Linked DNA regions of Homo sapiens: region 2 is linked to region 1. A link is an interaction called in ENCODE POLR2A ChIA-PET data of the cell type or tissue named here. Cell type or tissue: GM12878. All regions are shown on one strand. Links, peaks and the distances in the headings refer to the core of each region. The heading gives the core; the rest is flanking DNA.

The links. Peaks named below come from ENCODE experiments on the same cell type or tissue, not always from the same donor. Only the 100,000 strongest peaks of a DNase experiment are listed, where the experiment ranks them.
Region 2: POLR2A ChIA-PET joins it to region 1 with 10 read pairs; 10 of 35 experiments call an interaction of 5 or more read pairs at or near these places.

What each region holds. Positions count from the first base shown.
Region 1 is chr15:38,620,823-38,625,085 of GRCh38, forward strand. No RefSeq gene overlaps it. Among named protein-coding and RNA genes, the nearest start is that of RASGRP1, 58 kb to the left of the region's middle. In GM12878, for the core only: no CTCF peak of the experiment used is centred there; DNase peaks (open chromatin) are centred at 2,218 and 3,890.
Region 2 is chr15:38,688,750-38,693,272 of GRCh38, forward strand. It overlaps LOC105370775 (a long non-coding RNA gene), which reads left to right. Exons shown (of 2, transcript XR_007064584.1): 2 at 145-447. Among named protein-coding and RNA genes, the nearest start is that of LINC02694, 5.6 kb to the right of the region's middle. In GM12878, for the core only: a CTCF peak has its summit at 2,178 (motif pointing left); a DNase peak (open chromatin) is centred at 2,167; H3K27ac peaks cover 2,206 bases.

The sequences.
Region 1 (4,263 bases), core at 264-4,263:
GCCCCCCAAAGTGCTGGGACTACAGGCATGAGCCACCATGCCCAGCCTACTTTATGTTTTAAAAGAGGATTGGAAGAGTAAGTTTGCACTTCTCATTCAGGATTCTGTGATTCTGACTTCCTCATTGCCTTTCTAACAGTCTCTTATCACTGCTCTTGTTTTCTTTATTAAACCACTTTTTCTCTCCTCCCCCCTCTTACTTCGCTCCCTCCTCCCCACTCTCTCTCTCTCTCCCCCTCCTTACCATATCAACCCAGCTTACTATCAACCCTATTGTCTTACTTCACAAGTAACAGCTTCTGCAACTAGTAGGCAGAACATGACTGTTATTCCAAGCTCCCAGAGGAATAAGGAGGAGAAAGCCATTCTTTTTCTTTATTGATGAGCCCCTAGGGAAACTAAGTCCCTTTTCTCTTACCAACCCATGAACAAATAGGCATTGGGGTCAAGGTTCCAAAACTGCCTGTTCTGTTAGCTGCAGACTTTAAGAAAGGTTTTGGGGAAATAAATAAAGGCAGAAATGAGATATGTGTTGCTAGAGCCTTCTGTTCTCCTGGCTTCTCTCCCTGTCACATTGTTTACCTGATCCATCTGGTATACTCCTACCCAACAGAGTAGAACGAAATTCGCTTATAATGAACAAAGGTCATTTGTTATGTTCTTAATTGATTAAAGCATCATGCTCAAAACTGCATTAGATTCTGAGTTTTTTGGCACAGGCCTGGCACATAGTGGATAAATATTTTATTTTGAAGGAGTCAATGATGTACAAAGTTACACCTATTGAAACTTTCTCAGAGGCAGAGATTATTTATAGTGATTGTGTTTCTGAACAAAATTTAGAGATAGGGTTTGATAAGTAGTTTTTTTTCCCTGATTTTGGAGCTTACATGAAACTAGAGAAGTATAAAAAATGAAATTTGTTTTGTTATACATTGAATGAACCATCAATGTATAACAATTAGAATGATACATTGAATGTAAAAATTGAAATGATCTCAGAAAATTGAACATGTTATACATCATGCCCATGGCTTGCAAAATCAGAAGCAGCAACATGTAAAGGATTTAAAAAGATGGTAATATCATGGAAATAAGAAATACAAACTTTGTCACTTCATGCTGTCCCAACTAAAGAGTACCTGTGGGATTGAGGTGGCCACCAGATATAGCATCTGTGGACATTCTGGGTTCAAGTGGGAAGAAAGGAATCATAGAGCAGCTTCTTTCTGCTTAATCTCTGAAGGCAAGAGGTGATGGATGGCCTTGCCAAAATATTTGAAACATGAACAAAGGTAGTCAGTGAATATTAACTAGCTGCGCCGTAAACTGCTGCCGGGGTTCACCGTGGTATTATACTCACCTTCTGCTGCAGTAGATGCAGACCAGACCTAATTCAGACCAATCTGGATTTTGGGTCAGGACCCTGGAAGATTAAGGAAGGAAATAAAGTGTCTCATGGTCACATATTTCCAGATACAAAAGGATATGTAGGAAAATTTTATTCTAATCCTCATCATCTAAACCCAATAAAACTAAAAAAAGATAAGAGACTTGGAGCAATGTTCTACCCTGTGAAGTCCTAATCAAGACATGTATTTCTTCACGTGGAACCACAGGGTCTGGGATGACGTCTGACTGCATTTCCCTGATGGTAGGAGGTTGGCGAGGACAGGGATACTCCACCTGGCTCGTCCGCACCCAGAGCCCCACCTTAGTGCAAGCTGCTATTTCCTCCTGCCTGGAATGTTGCATTTGCCTCCTAACTGGTCTCTCTGCTTCTGCTCTTCTCTCTACATAATTTTTTTTTTTTTAAGACAGAGTGTCACTCTGTCACCCAGGCTGGAGCGCAGTGGCGTGATCTGAGCTCACTGCAACCTCCACCTCCCAGATTGAAGCAATTTTCAAGCCTCAGCCTCCGGAGTAGCTGGGATTACAGGTGCTCGCCACCATACCCAGCTAATTTTTGTATTTGTTAGTAGAAATGGGGTTTCGCCATGTTGGCCAGGCTGGTCTGGAACTCCTGACCTCAAGTGATCTGCCTGCCTTGGCCTCCCAAAGTGCTGGGATTACAGGTGTGAGCCACTGTGCCCAGCCCTCTCTCTATAATCTATTTCTCACGCAGCCAGAGTCTTTTTGTAAAAGTGCAAATCAAGCTGTGTCACATCCTGCGTTAAACTGTCCAGTGGTTTCCCATGGCAGTCAGAAAGTAATGAGATACTCTCGCTCTCACCTACAGAGCCCTGTGAACGCCTGACCCCACCACCCACTCCTCCTGCCCCATCTCAGGCTCCCTGCCCCTTGAGACCTGTGCACCAGGTCCAGTGACTTTCTTTCTGCCCCTTAGGCATGTAGAGCCCATCCCTGCCTCAGGGCCTTTGCACTTGCACTCTTTGCCACTGTGATCTCAGCTTTTCAAGCAGCTGCCTCCTCATCCTTCAAGTCTCAGTTAATGACAATCCCTCCACGGGGTATTCCTTGACCTCTTAATTTAAATCAACTTAGAAAGTCACTCACAATCACATCACACTATTTTATTTTCTTCATAGCCTTATTGCTTTCCAAAATTATTCTGTTTACTTAATGATTTACTAGTTTAGTGTTTGTTTCCTACCATTAGAAGGATAGGAAATCATTGAGAAAGTACTCTTAGAATTGTACATTATACTATATAATGCTATATATGCAGAACCAAGTTCCTGGCACATAGTAGGTTTAGAATAAATGATTTTAGTTGGTGTTGATGAATAACGAGACCTAACACCCCTCCCCACACCCCTGGCACTGGCATTCCATAAATGGGACATACCTTTCCTTTGTAAAGTGGGTTGAAGTTCCTGTTTACCTTGGAGGAGGAGCCAGTCTGGGACACATATTAAAGCATTTTTCAAGTACTTAGAGTTTAAGAAGGGATCATGCACAGCATCTAATATCACTCAAGAGGGGGTAGAGAGTATGGTAGATAGTCTCCAAAGACGGCCATTACCAATTCCTTGCCTTGCATATGCATGGTACTTCACCTATCGAGAGGTGGAAACCATTTTTCCTCTCCTCAAATCTAATTGGCCTTGTGGTTTGTTTTGACTAATAAGTAGAATGCAGCAGAAGTGCTGTTCTAGGACTTTCAAGCCAGGCCTTAATAGAATCGGCAGCATCTGTTTTCTCCATCTTTGGCAGCCAGCTGCCATGGAAGAAGTCCAGTTCTCTGAGAATGCTGTTTTGAGGAAGTCCAAGCTCTCCTCGTAGAGAAGCCCCATGGAGGAGCACCAAGGCGCCAGATACAAGAGTGAAACCTTGGCAGTCCAGCCCATGAATTCAGCCTAGTGAAGGCAGAAGAACCCACCAACTAAGCCAAGTCAACCTACAAAATTGTGAAAAATAAGTCATTAGTGTTTCAAGACAGTAAATTTTCAGGCCGTTTGTTATATAGCAGACAGCTAATGTTAGAGATATGGCTGCTGTAGAATTGTGTGTTACCATATCCTGAGGCTTGAAGAAATTTTGAGCTTCTCAAGCTTTAATCTGCATATAATAAACCATCAGGGCATACTGTTAGGAAGCAGAGTCTGATTCTGTAGGTCTGGGGTGGGGCTGAGAATCTGGCAGCATCTGTTTTCTCCATCTTGGCAGCCAGCTGCCATGGAAGAAGTCCAGTACTCTGAGAATGCTATGCTTCGAGGAAGTCCAAGCTCTCCGTGTAGAGAAGCCCCATGGAGGAGCACCAAGGTGCCAGATACTTGTAAGAAAGCACCTAAGCTTTCTTACAAGCCCCTAAGTGATGCTTACAATGATAATGAAGTGCACGGACTCACTTTGAGTAGCAAGGCCAGTCCCTAGCTTCCAGAAAGTTCCATACTTAAATCATCTCAGAAAACCCCAGGCCTTCCCCAAGTATATTTGAGGAAAGACTAGTTTGAAAACGGGTTCTGGTCAGATAAGTTTGGGAAACGCCACCTACTCTATTCCACCACTAGAGTTTCACAACATACTGAGCTCATAAAGCTCTTAGAGCTCCTTCACTAAAGAAACCTGTTTAACTCTATTTAGCACAATATTTCCTGAGTATATTTGATTATTCCTATTAATATCTTAAGGAACTAGTGTTCTGTGAAACACACTTGGAGAAGCACAAAACCACCTTCCCCCACCCCTTTTTTAAAATTAACTCAGCAGGTTAATCATTGTCTCTTAACAATGAATGTTATGTCACGTAGTGTTGCAATCCAGGAGTTTTTTCTTTTTTCTTCGCTCTCTAACCAAATT
Region 2 (4,523 bases), core at 300-4,299, 68 kb after region 1:
TGAAATGAACCCTCTTCTTGCCGGGGGGACCAGAATGTCTTTGTAGGACTAACAAATTAGCCACAAGATTAGAAATTATGGTGTAGGAGTCATGCAGCTAGCTAGAGGCCACAAGATTCTAAACCTTCTCAATTGCTCCTACAGATAACATCACTATTGTAAAACCTCAGATTGGTGCTCAAGATAGTTTTCAGACCCTGCACTTGATGGATCAGCTGGCACTACTCAGATCAACACACTGGCTCACCTGGTCTTGTGGCCCCCACCCAGGAAATGACTCAGCACAAGAGGACAGCTTTGACTCCCTGTGATTTCATCTCAGACCCAACCAGTCAGCTCTCCCTACTACTTGGCCCCCTACCCACCAAATTATCCTTAAAAAACCCCAGCCTCTAAATTTTGGGGGTGACTGTTTTGAGTAATAATAAAACTCTGGTATCCCATTGAGCCAGCTCTGCATGAATTAGTTAACTGTTTCTCTCTTGCAGTTCCTCTGTCTTGATAAATCAGCCTGTCTGGGCAGTGGGCAAAATGAACCCCCAACAGGAGGATTTCAAATGTAAAGGTAAGGAAAACTATTACATGTCCCTGTGTTCTGGCAGCAGGTATGAGGCTGTGCCAGCCCTCCCTCTTGCTGTGAAGTTGCCTGTGGATGGGACACTGTGAGCTATTCCAAAGAAGAATAAAGATGTGATCATTGCATTCAACTGAACCCCTTCAATGACCTGTGATTAGTCTGGGTAACATGTACTGCTCAGAAAGAAAGAGATATTGGAGATTTGTGTTTTCATCTGTCTAATTCAAAACATGCATGTGGATGAAGGGGACAAGCTCTGTCCTGGGGAGGGACAACGTACTCCTCTACCAAAGTAATTTTGTATTCTCAGTCCCCATTGGTGGCTCACACCCTCCCCACAAGTCTGACTTTGGATTTTCCCCTTTTTGGCCTACTTCCTTCTGGAGGCAACTCTGGGTGAAAGAAACCTCAAGGGGCAGGTGGTAGGAAGTCAGGCCAGGCTATTAGACTGGGGAAGGGAGAGAATATGGAGGCCAAGTCTTCCTGCTAATAGGAGATGAGGCTTTAGAAGCCACGAAAGACATAAGACTAACCAATGCTACCTGGCAATCCATTTCTATCAGCTCCAATCCTGGCTGCCTTTCAGCATTCACAGTCCAGTGCAGAGGAGGGTCTTTGAAGGTATAGGGATCAGAAAGAATTTCCTCCTTAGGTAAGATAAACTTTAATTTCTTTCTCTCTTCTCAGTAGGATTAACCTGATCTTCAAGGGAGAAAGCCAAGAGCCAGGGCAACCTTAGGTCAGGGGCTGAGGCCTCCTAAATGCAAGGGGATGTGCCTGGGAGATGTGTTCATGCTGGTCCTAGCCCAAGGTGGGAAAGTACTGGAGCTCGGGGGGCGGTGGCGATATGGAATTGGGAGGTAGGAGGTCTGCTACTGTCAAGGCAATAAAAGAGAAAGTGTTAGCAGTTCCTATTCTAGGAGCAGCTTACTCTACAGGGAGGCAAGAGTGCATACTTTTATAGAGCTTCAAAGGAAAGAATAGTCGGAGATGCAGGCTCAGGAAGTAGGGCAGAAAATCCAAAGTCGGTGGCCTTATGGTATTGTCTAGATGAGCATGTTTTGCACTTTGAAGCTTCACAGACCCAGTGTTAGGGGAAGCCGCTTCAAGGTGAGGCTCTAAGCCTCTCCATCAGACAGCAACTTCAATACCCAGCAAAGCGTAAAAAGCAATATTTTACTCATGTGAATGTACACGTGAAACAAGAGGGGGGAAGTGTGCCTGAAAAAAATAGCAAGCATCAAGTAGATGTGTTCTAAAGTAAAGAATAGGAGACCAGTAATTGCAGACCAAAAAGCTTTTCCTCTCCAGAGCCCGAACACTAATGCAGGCATTGTTCCTCCTTCAGAAACCCCTCTTAATAGAGCATTAGTACTTCAGAACATTTATACCTATTAGGATATGCTCATCACAGCTCTTGACAAAGCCTCTAAATTATACCTTTTATAATTCCGTTATTCTTTTTGTGCTGCGAAGTCTTATGCTGTGTGTTAATGCAAGGCAATTAGCTTTATCAGGAAGAAAAGAAAAACTGGCTTGACTTCTTGCAAATGCTGAAATTGCCAGATCACACACTCTGTTACTATCGCCCTTGAGCGCCACCTTCAGGCAGTTCTTTGGTACTGTTGTGGAAATTTCTAGCCTTCTCAAGGTTGCTTGTGAACTGAAAGGCACAGACAGACCCCTTTCCTTAAGCTGCCTGTTGGAATATGGTGATACAGATAAGTATAAGAACCTTCCAAGAGGCAGTTTTATTTCTGGTGGCTGATTTTTCACTGATTTGATTATTTTATAATGACTAAATGTTAGAAAGAGGCCTTTCTAACATTTAATTTGGGGGCCCTAAATGAAAAATTACTGGACTGAAAAACTGGTTTGACTCATTAGTCACTGAGGTTATTGACTAAATGAATAAATTTACTAGATGTTTTACTGAAACCCAAGACAATCCTGATTCTTAAATTTAGCTGTTAATTTCAACCACCTTCCAAATTTCAAACCTGGCCTTCTTCTCCAATTTTATATTTTTAAACCTGGCAATTAATTACTAGATGATGTTCTTCATTTTCATGTAGGGATTCTGATGAATAGGAAAAAAAGAAGAGAAAAAATTTCATAACCTTAACAAACTACCTTTACTAGTTAAAAACCATCTAGAAACCCGCTGATCTGATTCAAATAACTCCACTTATCTGTTGGTCTCTCCTCACTCTTAGCTTCTATTGGCTGCCTCAGAGTTGAACTTGGCTTGACTTTCAGCTCTGCTGCTTTCTGTGTGATTATATCACATAGAATGTTCTCAGCTTCAAGTAATAAAAAATCCAACAAAAACTGGCCACATCAAACTATTAACTCACTTAACACAGAAAGTCCGGGTGAGAGCAGTTTCAGGGTTGGGTAATTCATCTGTTCTCTTCTTTTTTTTTTTTGAGATGGAGTCTTGCTCTGTCGCCCAGGCTGGAGTGCAGTGGCGTGATCTCAGCTCAGCTCACTGCAACCTCTGCCTCCCAGGTTCAAGCGATTCTCCTGCCTCAGCCTCCTGGCTAGCTGGGATTACAGGTGCCTGCTACCATGCATGGCTAATTTTTGTATTTTTTTTTTTTTAGTAGAGATGGGGTTTCACCATGTTGGCTAGGCTGATCTTGAGTTCCTGACCTCAGGCAATCTGCCTGCCTCAGCCTCCAAAAGTGCTGGGATTACCGGCGTGAGCTCGGTCCAATAATATCTTAAGTAGCCGGGCTTTCCCCTTCTTTTTCCCCTGCCGACTTTAGTGTGCTGGCTTTTGTTCTCCAGATGGTGTCCACAGTTCTAGGCATCACCTCAGGGTGCAGCACAGCCTGTTTCATCAACACAATATGTTTGTGTTTCAAAGAAAGGAATTTTGCTTTCCCAGAACCCTGCAGAACACTCTCCCTCCATGCTAATGAGAATGGAAATTATCATGAGTAGTTTAGGTTGGCCCATCCCCGTCCTGGCTGCACTTTTGAATCACTGGGGAGCTTTATAAAACTACTGAGGCCTAGACTTACTCCAGATAAGCTGGTTTAACTAGACTGGGATGGTTCTAATGGGCAGCCAGTGCTCAGATCACTGGCATAGTTTAATCATGATTCCCTTACATTGGCAGCAAGCAGCTCAGCCTCCCCTGAGCATGGCCCACCTGGTGCCTTTAAAAATTAGGGTTCTAATACTGGCAGGAGGTCCAGAGGGATGGTAATCCAGCAGTCAGACAAGCACATTTCTATAACCAGTCAACTGTACTTTGAGTCTTTAATCTTTTGCCTGGAAAATAGGAATTATAATATGTGACTTGCAAGGCATGCCTGCAGGGGTTGCAAGCTCAGAAAACTCAGGAATGGGTCAGGGAGAATTCCAGTCTTAGCTGTTTCTCAATCGCCAAAGCTCACAGAGATACCATTTTGTCTTTCCCTTTTTTTTTTTTTTTTTTCTCTTCTCAGGCTTCCCTCTTCCTGACTTAGGACAAGGCCTTGGGGTTGGGTGGTGGCAGGGAGAAGGTTCCGGGTGACTTCTTACTGTGCTTCTAAAGCAGCATTATTCACAGTAGTTGAGATATGAAAACAATGTGTCCATTGACAGATGACTGGATAAAGAAAATGTGGTGTGCGTGTGTGTGTGTGTGTGTGACACACACAATGGAATATTATTTAGCCTTAAAAAGGAAGAAATCCTGCCAGTTGTGACAACATGGATTAACCTGGAGGACATTACGTTAAGTGAAATGTACCAGACACAGAACAACAAATATCATATGATCTCTTTTATATGAGGAATCTAAAAATAATCAAAACAGAGAGTAGACTGGCAGTTACCAAAGGGACCAGGGGGAGATGTAGGTCAAAGGGTACAAAACTGCAGTTACATAGGATGAATAAGCCTTGAAATCTAATGCACAGCACAAGGACGATATAATATTATATTATATACA